2 separate regions of the Homo sapiens genome follow, and region 2 is linked to region 1. Evidence: read pairs that join two places in POLR2A ChIA-PET (ENCODE). Cell type or tissue: Panc1. All regions are shown on one strand. Each heading gives the region's core, and the rest is flanking DNA. Links, peaks and the distances in the headings are about the cores only.

What was found. ChIA-PET counts read pairs that join two places held together with the same protein. Peaks named below come from ENCODE experiments on the same cell type or tissue, not always from the same donor. Only the 100,000 strongest peaks of a DNase experiment are listed, where the experiment ranks them.
Region 2: POLR2A ChIA-PET joins it to region 1 with 9 read pairs; 2 of 35 experiments call an interaction of 5 or more read pairs at or near these places.

What each region holds. Positions count from the first base shown.
Region 1 is chr15:59,591,184-59,598,050 of GRCh38, forward strand. No RefSeq gene overlaps it. Among named protein-coding and RNA genes, the nearest start is that of GCNT3, 17 kb to the right of the region's middle. In Panc1, for the core only: no CTCF peak of the experiment used is centred there; a DNase peak (open chromatin) is centred at 3,438.
Region 2 is chr15:59,375,330-59,382,196 of GRCh38, forward strand. No RefSeq gene overlaps it. Among named protein-coding and RNA genes, the nearest start is that of MYO1E, 5.9 kb to the left of the region's middle. RefSeq lists an enhancer at 4,735-5,236. In Panc1, for the core only: no CTCF peak of the experiment used is centred there; no DNase peak of the experiment used is centred there.

The DNA of each region.
Region 1 (6,867 bases), core at 1,290-6,289:
GACCCAGAGAAGACAAGTAGCTGATTAAAGTCACACAGGGAAGAGAATATTGTATAGTCAGGTTGAAAGTGCCCTAGACAGTTCCTAGAAATTGACATTGTGCATAAATCCCGGATATTATTCTGCTCCCCATTCATTTTGGTTGGAAAGTACAAGGCAGAAACTGTTCCCACTAAACGAGTGTGGAGAAAGGGGTGCCAAGTAATTGAGACTTCCCTGGTTTCAATCAACACCTTCTAGATAAGTCTTTCATTATGAAAAACCACACACTGCTTAATCTGTCTTCCTGTGGCCTTAGGATCCTGCCTGCTTTAACCTCAACAAGCTCTGGGTTCCTTATTCTGCCACTCATTTGATTGTGCAGTTGGTTTTTCCTGATACTCCCATAATTAATTCTGTTTGCTTTTCATTGTATGTTCCTGCTTTCTTCCAGCTCTCTGGCCTCCCAGTCTACTTCCGTCTTTCTGTACTAACAACACCTTCTAGCCTCTGCTTTTTTGGATTTTCCCACAAAGAACTAACAAGTTGAGTTAAGTCCCTTCATTAACATTTTTTTAAAATCCCCATGTATAATTGGATCAGCGTGGTGTTCGATGCACGTTATTTTTGCACACTTGCACAGACTGTAATAAGTATCCCATTGGATTGTTGGGGAACAGGAAGCTGACTGGAGCCCACAAGAGTGTCTTATATAAATAGCACCCAAGGTATGTGGGCTCTGCCACTCAGAATGTGGCCAAGATTAGATGTTTCCCGTTAGAGGTAATAAAATTCCATGTTTATATCAATTAAGATTGGGTTGTTTGCTTCCTTTTTCAAATGAATTACATAACTTTCCTCTACAAAATCACTGGCAGTGTGCGGTTATTCAAAATCAGTGACTGGTGTTTTACATTATCCAAAAACAAATGTATTTTCGGAACTCAGTGGCATGTCAGGGCAGCTCTGTTTCCTTAGGTCTGCATCACTCTCTCCGCTATTGGTATTTGGCATTTTTTGGAAGTGCCAAGCTAAAAGGCCAAAAGCTTTCTTTCTTTTTCTTTTTTCTCTTTCTTTCTTTTTTTTTTTTTTTTTTGAGATGGAGTCTCACACTGTTGACCAGGAAGGAGTGCAGTGGCATAATCTCGACTCACTGCAACCTCCGCCTCCCAGGTTCAAGTGATTCTCCTTTCTCAGCCTCTTGAGTAGCTGGGATTACAAGAGCGTGCCAGCACGCCTGGCTAATCTTTTGTATTTTTAGTAGATACGGGGTTTCACTGTGTTGGCCAGGGCTGGTCTCGAATGCCTGACCTCATGATCCACCCGCCTTGGCCTTCCAAAGTGCTGGGATTACAGGCGCGAGCCACCGAGCCTAGCCTTTTTTTATTTTTTCCTAAATGAGACAAGGTCTCACTCTGTTGCCCAGACTGGAGTGCAGTGGCATAATCACAGCTCACTGCAGCCTTGACCTCTCAGGCTCAAGCGATCCTCCTATCTCAGCCTCCCAAATAGTCAGGACAATAGGCATATGCCACCCCACCTGGCTAATTTTTTAGTTTTTTTTTTTTTTTTTTTTTTTTTTTTGTAGAGACAGGGTTTTACCGTGTTGCCCAGGCTGGTCTCAAACTTCTGGCCTCAAGGGATCCACCCACCTCAGCCTCCCAAAGTGCTGAGATTACTAGCATGAGCTACTGCGCCCTACCACAAAGCTTTATTTCAAAGCACAGCTGTTTAGTTCTAGCATGATCATTGCCTTTCCTACTTCATTTCATACATCAAAATATATTCTGGGTGGATCCAGAATTTAAGTATTAAAAAATCATAAAAATTGTTAAAAGAAAATGTGAGTGAATATGTATATGACTCTGGAATGGAAATGGGTTTTCTAAGCATTATATTGAAGCTCAGAAGCCAAAAGGAAAGTGTGGATAAATTTGGCTACACAAAATCAATGCAATCTTCTGTATATTAACTGTTGCCCCTAGGAAAGAACCCCATAAAACGTAGTCAAAGTTGAACAGTACACTAGGATACAATGTCTACAAAACCAGAACAAAGAGGGAATAGACATTAAGCTGAAAGAACTCTCACAGATTAATAAAAATCAGCTAACACTCCAATAGGAAAATATGGAGAAAAAAGTTAATAGTAAAGAAATTTAAGAGGCCAAGGTGGGAGGATTGCTTGAAGCCAAGAGTTCTAGACCATCCTGGGTAACATAGCAAGACCTCACCTTTACACGTTTTTTTTTTTTTTTTTTTTTTTTTAATTAGCTGGGTGGGGTGGCATCCACCTGTAGTCCCAGGTACTCAGGAGGCTGAGGAGGAAGGATGGCTTGAGCCCAGGAGGGCAAGGCTGCAGTGAGCCGTGATCTTGCCATTGCACTCCAGCCTGAGTGGCAAGGTGAGACCCTGTCTCTAAAAAAGAAAAAAATAAGAAATGCAAATGGTCCCCCAAACTATGAAAAAATGCTCAAGCTTACTACTAATCAAAGAAACAGATTAAAACTACAGTAAGATGTCATTATTTAATTTATTGATTGTGGAAAGACAAAAGTACCAGATGATACCAGATGATGACAAGGGGTAAACAGGTACTTTATTTTATTTATTTCTTAAACATTATCTTTTTTTTTTTTTTTTTTGAGAGAGCCTGTCACCCAGGTTGGAGTGCAGGGATACAATCTCAGCTTACTGCAGCCTTGACCTCCTGGGCTCAAGTGATCTTCCCGCCTCAGCCCCCCAAGTAGCTGGGATTACAGTTGCATACCACCACTCCCACCTCTGCCTCCCAAAGTGCTAGGATTACAGGTGTGAGCCACCATGCCCACCCAACAGGTACTTTTGTATTAAGTGGATAAAACCTTTTGAGAAGTATCAAACACTTTTAAAGCTGTGACCCAGAAATTATACTTCTAATAATTCTATAAAAATAGCTGCACAAATATATATACACATGTATTTTATAAAATTTAAATGTTGACACAGCTTTCAATATATGTGTGTATTTTAATACAGCTATTTTTGTAATTAGAAATGCATTGTAAATAACTACTTTTTGTTAAAAACACGATTATTTAAATATACTGTAACTCAAGCATAACTGAAGAGGTAATCTGTGGCCTTTAAAAACAAGGTAGTTTTAGTGTGTTGTCCAGGGTGTTGAAAAAAATGAAAAAAGAAAAAAAAGAAAAATGTAGCTTTCAATGTACTACCATGGAATGACTTTCAGTATATTGTCAAGAGAAAAAGTTTCAAAAAAGCAGGTAAAATATTGAGTTTTTGTAAAATAATAATATGTTGACTGCTGTTGACATGCTTTTTTCTGTAAGTTTCTTCACAAGGAGAGCATGAGTCACTAGGGTACTGAATGAAATGTGTCTTAGAATTCAGTGATCCTTCCTCCTTCGGAGCTGGGCAGTCTCATCCATCCAACCACTTTATCACACACTCCACAAACAGTTACGTGTTCCCCAGGCAATGAGTGTGAGGCTAAGCAAACTGACCTTGAAGCTGGATTCCCTGAGCATGAATTCATCAGTGTTACTCTGGGCAAGTTACTTTTTCCAGTTAGGATCCACTTTATCTATCTTTATGGTTGAAGAAACAGGCACAGGGAAGAGAAAGGTTATATCCAAGGGAGTTCCCCAGCCAGGAAGTAGCCCAGCCTGATCTAGAATTGTACTAGGAGTTGGCCAGCCTGACTAGGAATTATTTTACTTGCAGTGTGGGCAGCTGGACTGGAGTGGAGAAGTAGGTAGGCCTGGCGCTTCTCTGCCAGGGTATAAATTCTGGCTCTGCCACCTACCAGTTGTTATAACTTTGAATAAGTTACTCAGTGTCTCTCTGCCTTATAGGATTTGTTGTGAGAACTAAATGTTAGGTGCTTGGAACAGCATTTGGCACATACTTAGACTCAGTATATCTTAGTTGTTGTTATTTGTAAGATATTAGGGATTAAAAAGTGAACAAGGAAGCATAATCCTTGTACTGGAGGAACTGACAACATAGCCAAGTATAGAGTGTGGGAAATAGTATGATGAGGAAGCATTTCAGGATGGTATGACAGCTAGGAAGAGGGGCTGGGCATGGTGGCTCAGGCCTGCAATCCTAGCACTTTGGGAGGTGGAGGCGAGTGGATCACTTGAGCTCAGGAGTTCGAGAGCAGCCTGGGCAACATGGTGAAAGCCCATCTCTACAAATAAAAAAATTAACTGGGTATGGTGGCACACATCTGTACTTCCAGCTATTTGGGGGGCTGAGGCAGGAGGATGCTTGAGCCCAAGAGGTGGAGGTCACTGTGAGGTGAGCTGAGATCACGCCATTGCATTCCAGCTGGGTGGCAGTGTGACGCGCTCTTTAAAAAAAAAAAAAAAAAACTAGGAAGAGGTGCGTTCAACCCAGGGAAGGGTCATGGGAGGCTGCCTAGAGGAAGTCGCAGGCAAGCTGAGGAGGCAGAGAGAGCAGCCTGAATCAAAGTCCAGAGATGATAAAGAGCCTGGTTATTTTCAGAAGCCAAAAGGAAGGCAAGAGAAATACCTGAGCACACATTGAGACAAGGCCAGGCATTGTGACTCGAGGCTCAGGCCACTGTGTTGGACCTTCAGCTCAGTGGTTCCTGCTTCTCCTGTTGTTTGTCTGGCTGATCTCTGCTCACCCATCAAGTATTAGCCTAAATGCCACTTCCTCCAGGATGTCTTCCCGGAACCCAAGCTTCCCACAGTTTATGTCTTCTTGCTGCAGGAACCATTGGTACTTTTAGTGCTTTTTGCACTTTATTGTTAATGCTAGATTGTTGCTCTTCCCCTCTATGAATGCCTATACAAGTGTATTTCATAGCATTTATTTACTAACACATAACCATTAGTATGCTCAGGTCATAAGTGGGATAACAGAGGCAGAGGGAGAATCTAGGAGTTTCAGGGACAGGATTTTCCATAACCATTCTAACATGGGCTCTAGTCCACAACCAGGCCAGACTCCAGCTGCTGTTCCAGAGCCCCCTGGGCAGGGCTATCGCAGGAAACACTGCTCAAAGACAAAGCTCATCTCTGATGAGCTGGAATTATATTATATGACAGCCGGAAGGTACTGAGAACTAAATCAGTCTGTTCAACCTCCCACCTGTGCAGTTTTACCCTGTGCCTCCCTGGCAGGGAGAGAAGAGAAGAGGCCCATGACTGGCTCCTACAGGTATGCCCTCTTCCTCCTCACCTTCTCCTCTGCTCCCCACCTAGAAAGGTAGACTGTCTGCCCAGGCCCAGCACAAGGTGTCAGTGATCCATGCCTGAAGGATGGCAGTGACCACAACTACACACATGCACCTTTCCAGGGATCCAGAGTGTGCAGTTGATAGGACATTACAGGTTGGGGGGCACAGAAATACTTTTCTCGTTTGATACTGTAGGGGCCTTGGGAAACGGTTCCTTCCACCTACTAAAGGTTTGCGGATGATGAGCTGACAAAGGGTAGATTAATAGGAGAAAAAGGCACACAAAACATTTAATGTGTATGTGGACATAGAAGCCATACACAATGTATAAGACTCAAAAAGGGGCCAGATAGTTGAGACTTAAGTAGTGTCTTTGTAGGGGAAAGACATATGGACCCAGGACAAGATATTTTATGAATGATTCTCTTTGGGAGCTGAATGAGACAAGTTAGGAGAAGGTGAGGGGTGGAACTGCAGAGGAACAAAGGTTGTCTTACTATGCAGATGAAGTCCCCCAGTTGACAGCTGGAAGGTACTGAGAACCAAATCAGCCTGTTTTACACTTGCCTCCCTGGCAGGTAGAGAAGAGAAATCTTCCACTGGGGGACTTGTATTGTATTGTATTGTAGTATTTTTTAATTTCAATAGGTTTTGGGGGAACAGGTGGTGTTTGGTTACATGAATAAGTTCTTTAGTGGTGATTTCTGAGATTTCAGTGCACCCATCATCTGAGTAGTGTACACTGTACCCAATGTGTTGTGTTTTGTCTTTCACCCCCCTTCCACCCTGTCCCCCGAGTGCCCAAATTCCATTCTATCATTCTTCTGCCTTTGTGTCCTCATAGCTTAGCTCCTACTTATAAGTGAGAACATATGATGTTTCATTTTCCATTTTTTAGTTACTTCACTTAGAATAATGGTCTCCAGTTCCATCCAAGTTGCTGCAAATGTTATTATTTTATTGCTCTTTTTTTTTTTCTTTGAGATAGAGTCTCCCTCTGTCACCCAGGCTGGAATGCAGTGGCACAATCTCAGCTCACTGCAACCCCTGCCTCCTGGGTTCAAGCAATTCTCCTGTCTCAGCCTCCCAAGTAGCGGGGACTACAGGCACATGCCATCACACCTGGCTAATTTTTGCATTTTTAGTGGACGTGGGGTTTCAGCATATTGGTCAGGCTGGTCTTAAACTCCTGAACTCAGGCGATCCACCTGCCTTGGCCTCCCAAAGTGTTGGGATTACAGGCAAGAGTGTATATATACATATATATATATACACACACACACACACATACACACATCCAGGAGTGAGATTGCTGGATCAGATGATAGATCTACTTTCAGTTCTTTAAGGAATCTCCATACTGTTTTCCCTAGTGGTTGTAATATTTTACATTCCCACCAACCGGGTAAAAGTGTTCCCTTTTTACCACATCCATGCCAACATCTATTTTTTTATTTTTTTATTGTGGCCGTTCTTGCAGGAGTATCACATTGTGGTTTCGATTTGCATTTCCCTGATAATTAGTGATGTTGAGCATTTTTTTCATCTATTTGTTGGCCATTTGTATATCTTCTTTTGGAATTGTCTAGTCATATCCTTAGCCCACTCTCTGATGGGATTTTTTTTTTTCTTGCTGATTTATTTGAGTTCCTTGTATATTGTGGATATTAGTCCTTT
Region 2 (6,867 bases), core at 1,188-6,187, 220 kb before region 1:
GAATTTTAGGAGTGTATGAACAGAGGTTACCAAGACGGAAGTGTCAGCTTACCAGTAACACAAGAAACACTACCTAAGACACCATCCCATCCATGGTCAACCCTCATTAGTAGTCAGATTGACATGGGCTTTGAGATGTACAGACAAAGGCATAGTTTGTTTCCCAAGATTAGCCCAGGTATACAATGAAACACTGAAAATCTCTTAATAAGCCATTGACAGTCGACTGACAATTGATCAGTCTTGGATTTATCAAAAACTACCTTGAGACTATTAGTCCATTATATCATCATTTCTGATTTTTTAAAAAAATGTTTTAGCGTTTACTTTTATTGCCCTAATAATCTATAATCTCTTCCAAGTTTCAAGAGGTACATCTAACTGTAGTAGGCAGGACTTTGATGAAGATGTATGCTTGTGTTCATTTTTTATAATATATATGAGATTTTATATGTACATATGATTTATATATGATTATATATCATTTTATAATATATATGAGCATGAGATTATTATAAAGTCATATATATATATAAAAGCAGTTTTTGCCGGGCGTGGTGGCTCACGCCTGTAATCCCAGCACTTTGGGAGGCCGAGGCGGGTGCATCACGAGGTCAGGAGATCAAGACCATCCTGGGTAACATGGTGAAACCCCGTCTCTACTAAAAAAAAAAAAAAAATACAAAAAATTAGCCAGGCATGGTGGCTGGTGACTGTAGTCCCAGCTACTCGGGAGGCTGAGGCAGGAGAATGGCGTGAACCCAGGAGGCGGAGCTTGCAATGAGCCAAGATCACACCACTGCACTCCAGCCTAGGAGACAGAGCGAGACTCTGTCTCAAAAAAAAAAAGGAACATTTTCCCAATTCTGATTTCCATCTGTTTTTCAGAGGATTCAGTAATATATTGCCAAATATTTATTCTTTCTTTTTTTTTTTTTTTTGAGACGGAGTCTTGCTCTGTCACCCACGCTGGAGTGCGGTGGCGCAATCTCGGCTCACTGCAACCTCTGCCTTCCGGGTTCAAGCTATTCTCTGCTTCAGCCTCCCAAGTAGCTGGAATGACAGGCACCCGCCACCACACCCAGCTAATTTTTGTATTTTTAGTAGAGATGGGGTTTCACCATCTTGGCCAGGCTTGTCTTGAACTGCTGACCTCGTGATCCACCCACCTCGGCCTCCCAAAGTGCTGGGATTACAGGTGTGAGCCACCGTGCCCGGCCTTCTTTCTTTTTTTGAGATGCTCTGTCACCTACACTGGAGTGCAGTGGCTCTATCTCGGCTCACTGCAACCTCTTGCCTCCTGAGTTCAAGTGATTCTCCTGCCTCAGCCTCCAGAGTAGCTAGGAATACAGGCGCCCACCACCACACCTGGTTAATTTTTGTATTTTTAGTAGAGATGAGTTTTCGCCATGTTGACCAGGCTGGTCTCTCAAAGTCCTGATCTCAAATGATCTGCCTACCTCAGCCCCCTAAAGTGCTGGGATTATAGACTTCAGCCACTGAGCCCAGCCAGATATTTATTCTTATTCAAGACCATAGTAGCAGTGAAGTGGAAGCAACTTTTAAAATTGTAAAACTCATTCTAGACACATGATGGAGCTAGTCAGATAAGGCTTTGTAAATACCTTGGCATGATTAATTGCATTTTTTCTGGGGCTGAATGAAAAGGAACAAATAAAAAAATCAAAATGAATACAAAGTAAAATTTTCTGTATAAATCTATCAGTGAACTAAATCATTGTTTATGCATTTTGGAAAGCAGCAAGAAAATAATATCGAGCAATAAAACTAGTTTCCCTGTCAATACCATAAAAAATCATTCAGAATGCACTCACAACACTAAAGTTAATTAATGTGGGGCTGGTGCGGTGGCTCACGCCTGTAATCCCACCACTTTGGGAGGCTGAGGCAGGTAGATCACCTGAAGTCAGGAGTTGGAGAGCAGCCTGGCCAAACATGGTGAAACCCTGTCTCTACTAAAAATACAAAAAAAAATTAGCTGGCTGTGGTGGCAGGCACCTGTAATCCCAGCTACTCGATAGGCTGAGGCAGGAGAATCTCTTGAACCCCGGAGGCGGAGATTGCAGTGAGCCGAGATCAGGCCAGTGCGGGCCAGCCTGGGCAAAAAGAGTGAGATTCCGTCTCAAAAAAAAAAAAAAAGAAAAGAAAAGAAAATTTGGCTGGGCACAGTGGCTCACACCTGTAATCCCAGGACTTTGGGAGGCCAAGGCAGGTGGATCACCCGAGGTCAGGAGTTTGAGACCAGCCTGACCAATATGGTGAAACCCCGTCTCTACTAAAAATACAAAAGTTAGCCAGGCATGGTGTCCTGCACCTGTAGTCCCAACTGTAGTAGAGGCTGAGACAGGAGAATTGTTTGAACCCGGGAGGCGGAGGTTGCAGTGAGCCAAGATCCTGCCACCGCACTCCAGCCTGGGTGGCAGAGCGAGACTCCATCTCCAAAAAAAAAAGAAAATTTGTCAATGGGAAAATTAGAAACCTTTAACAAGACACTAATGAAAGAGAGACTTGTATCATATCAGTGTGAAATGTCCTCTACAATCACTATTTTTATCATAACATACATCATGTATTAGGTTCACTAGCTATTAGCTACTGAGCTAAGTGCTTAATGTGCAATATCTTATGTAATCTTCCATACGACCCTGTTAGCTCCATTTGCAGTTAAGAAACTAAGTTGAGAAGACTTAAAGTAATTTGACCAAGCTATTACTCAGCTATCCTGCATCAAATACATACATTTGTCTGGCTCTGAAGCCTACACTATTACCCTTTAAGCAGTGATTGCGTAATAGAAATGTCCATCAGAAGAAATTGTCCCTAATGCAGGCCCAAAATGAATAGGAACACACTTATTAAAACCCCGTGAGCCTTTCCAAACCAGAGCTCCCAGAAAAATTGTTGCTTTTTAATGGAATATAAAAATTACATTTACACAGTAAGTTTAACTCTAAACACTTTTTCCCCCAGTATGTTGATATTGGTTTATAAAAAGGATGTTGAAGAGAATTTCACCAGTTGTATAATGTAACATGATGCTACTTCTGATTAAGATAAATTAAGGCCAGGCACGGTGGCTCACACCTGTAATCTCAGCACTTTGGGAGGTCGAGGCAGGTGGATCACCTGAGGTCAGGAATTCGAGACCAGCCTGGCCAGCATGGTGAAACCCCATCTCTACCAAAAATACAAAAAAGTAACCGGGCGTGGTGGCAGGTGCCTGTAATCCCAGCTACTCAGGAGGCTGGGGCAGAAGACTCACTTGAACCCAGGAGGCAGAGGTTGCAGTGAACCGAGACAGTGCCATTGCACTCCAGCCTGGGTGACGGAGGGAGACTCTGTCTCAAAAAAAAATAAAATAAAATAAAATTATTTTGCCTTAAGAATTATTTTACTGAAGTAAAGGAATAGAAATGATTTAAATATATGCTTAAATTAGCAGCTTATTAAAAGCATGTTTGTGTAGATTTATTATTATATTTTCTCTGATTTAAATCAATATTTTCTTTTCTTCCAGTTTCAATTTGATTTTTACATTCAGAAGATAAACCTTGATCTTTCTCCAAATCTAAAAAATTTGGAGTTGAAACAATGATTAATACTAGTTATGGTGGTCCATGATCTAGCAAGGAATGAGGAAGTCCATGGAAATGAGCTTTGCAGATAACTAAATCTCTTGTCCATACCTTGATGTTCTTTATTTTCCCCACTCACTGTCAATGTTTACTTTCCTGTTGGATCCTGTGTATTCTTATAAGTCATCTGAGCTCTTTGCTACAACAAGGCAAGGCATGGATCAATAAATATGTGCATTTCAAAAAGTAAAAAATAACAAATCTCTGCATGAACCTTGCCTTTTTTCCTTTTTTCTTTCTTTTCTTTCTTTTTTTTTTTTTGTTTTTGTTTTTTTGTTTGTTTGTTTGACAGCACCACACTGTGTCTCCCAGGCTGGAGTGCAGAGGCACAAACAGGTATCACTGTGCCAGGCTCAAGGGATCCTCCCGTCTCAGCCTCCCAAGTAGCTGGGACCATAGGTACACACTACCTATAGCTCGGCTAATTTTTTTATTTTTTGTAGAGACAGAGTCTCACCATGTTACCCAGGCTGGTCTCGAACTCCGGGCTAAAGCAGTCCTCCAGCCTCAGCCTCCCAAAGTGCTGGGATTAAAGGCATAAACCACTACACCCAGCCAAATCTTGTCATTTTTAGATACCAAGACTTTTTTTTTTAACTTTAAGAAAAGTTTTTTCTGAATGAAACTACACATTTCATGGACTTCTGAAAATACATTGAATGTCAGGCAGCTTTTGCTTTAAGACTCAAGGTCATTACCATAAATATTGATTATTGCACAGGATTGCACGAACCAAGGTCCTGGGGGACTGTCAGATGAAATGACTGTTTGCCACTATCTTTCATGGTCTTGGACTGCTGTACTTATATGGTTCTCCTGTGTTTTTTTTTTTGGTGTGTGTGTGTTTATATCCTCCACTGGCAGAGACTTATTTATTTATTCATTTATTTATTTATTCATTCATTCATTCATTTATTTTGAGATGACATCTTGCTTTGTTGCCCAGACTGGAGTATGATGGCATGATGACAGCTCACTGCTGCCTTAAACTCCCGGCCTCAAGCTGTCCTCCTGCCTCAGCCTCCCAAATTGCTGGAATTACAGGTGAGTGACCACATCTGGCCAAGAGAGACTTTTTTCTGCCGTTATGTGTTGCTCCAATTTAGTCTCTTTTACTAACAAGGATCAGAAGAGCACATGGGTTACTTTAAAGAAAATAATGTTGTTTTTTTTTTTGAGGCGGAGTCTCACTCGGTTGCCCAAACTGGAGTGCAGTGTTGTGATGTCGGTTCACTACAACCTCCGCCTCCCAGGTTCAAGCGATTCTCCTGCCTCAGCCTCCCAAGTAGCTGGGATTACAGGTGCACGTCACCACACCTGGCTAATTTTTGTATTTTTAGTAGAGACAGGGTTTCATCATGTTGGCCAGGCTGGTCTCTAACTCCTGATCTCCAGTGATCCAGCCGCTGCACCCTCACAAAGTGCTGGGATTATAGGCGTGAGCTACCATGCCTGGCCTTTGCTTTATTTTTTTGCTTTTGTTTTTGTTTTTGTTTGAGATAGAGTCTCACTCTGTCACCCAAGCTGGAGTGCACTGGCACGACCTTGGCTCACTGCAACCTCTGCCTCCCAGGTTCAAACGATTCTCATGCCTCAGCCTCCCGAGTAGCTGGGACCATAGGCACGTGCCACCACACCTATCTAATTTTTGAATTTTTAGTAGAGATGGGGTTTTGCCATGTTGGCCAGGCTGGTCTCGAACTCCTGGCCTCAAGTGATCCAAGTGCCTCAGCCTCCCAAAGTGCTGGGATTATAGGCGTGAGCCACTTCACTAGGCCAGAAAGAAATTTTTTTTTAAAGTATACATGCCCAGGAGCCCAGGAAAAACAAGACAAAAGAAGGCAGGGCTGTGCATCTCTGCGTGGTTGGATGTTCTTTTCTTGTCTGTCTCTTGAAGCTTCTCCCACTTAACTCACAGTTGTTCCTCTTCCCCGATTTCAGCTTGCAAAGTGCCTGTAGCCTGTCACGATCTGACTTGGGCCCTAGAATAACGTTTTTTACAATGTTGCCCACAGCTCACTGGAAACTGCCCTCTAGACTTTTGATTCAAGTTCCATAGGGAGAAAGGGACGGAGAGAAAAAAAGAAAGAATCTGACTCACCCAGCTCAACCTTTTAAATCACGCCACCCAGGTCATAGGTCACTGACAAGGAAGGCTCTGCTGGGACCAGGTGCCTGTCCAGTCACATTCCAAGCAAATGCTGTGAGAGGAGTGATGTCCTAAAGCTTACTGCCCCATTAAAAAGAGATGGCAGATGGGGACAGAGTCTCTGGGGAAGGAAGACAGGGTAGACACTCCAAATTTAGGGCATGCAGCAGTTTGCTGACTTTGCCTGTCTGCTGCCTCGATTTCTACACTTAGTGAGTCCAGGAGGGTAATTCCGTTCACCTCTTCAATAGAAAAAAATGTATGGCCTTTGTAATGATCATCATCATTTCCCCTTTATCATCATTGTGCCTGTAAATGTGTTTACATACTTGAGATGTGACATCATTTTTCCTTTATTATCATGTACTTATAAATGTGTTTTTGATTACATGCCTTTAAATATTTGTGTAAACACATAGATGTGTGTGTTGTGTGTGTGTATTTAAGATGACATTTTTTTCTTTTTTTTTTTTTTTTTTGACACAGGGTCTCACTCTGTCACTCAGGCTGGACTCCAGTGGTGTGAACACATATCTCAAGCAATCCTCCTGCCTCTGCCTCCCAAGTAGCCAGAACTACAGGCGGTGCCAACATGGCTAGCTAATTTTTTTTTCTTTTTTTGTAGGACTGGGTCTTGCTATATTGCCCAGGCTGGTCTCAAGCTCCTGGGCTCAAGCGATCCTCCCTCCTCGGCCTCCCAAAGTGCTGGAATTACAGGTGTGAGCCACCATGCTCAGATAGATGACATGTTTTTCAATATATTGTTACAAACACTTGGGGAGATTGAATAGAGTGTTTCTTGGTGTTCAGCATGATGGCAGCATGGTTTCCAACTGACTACTGTTATCACTCACCACCACAACCAACCTTTACTGAGCACTGTTGTAGGTGCTGGAGAAGTAGAAGACAAGTTCCCAGTCCTCATAGGATTCACATGTTTACATGTACATCCAAAACATACAACAATGCAAGAGAGTTCTACCTTCATATAGAACACGTTCCCAAAACACACACCAATGTCAGATATATAAAGTTCAAAGACAAATCCGTGTGCTTTAAGCA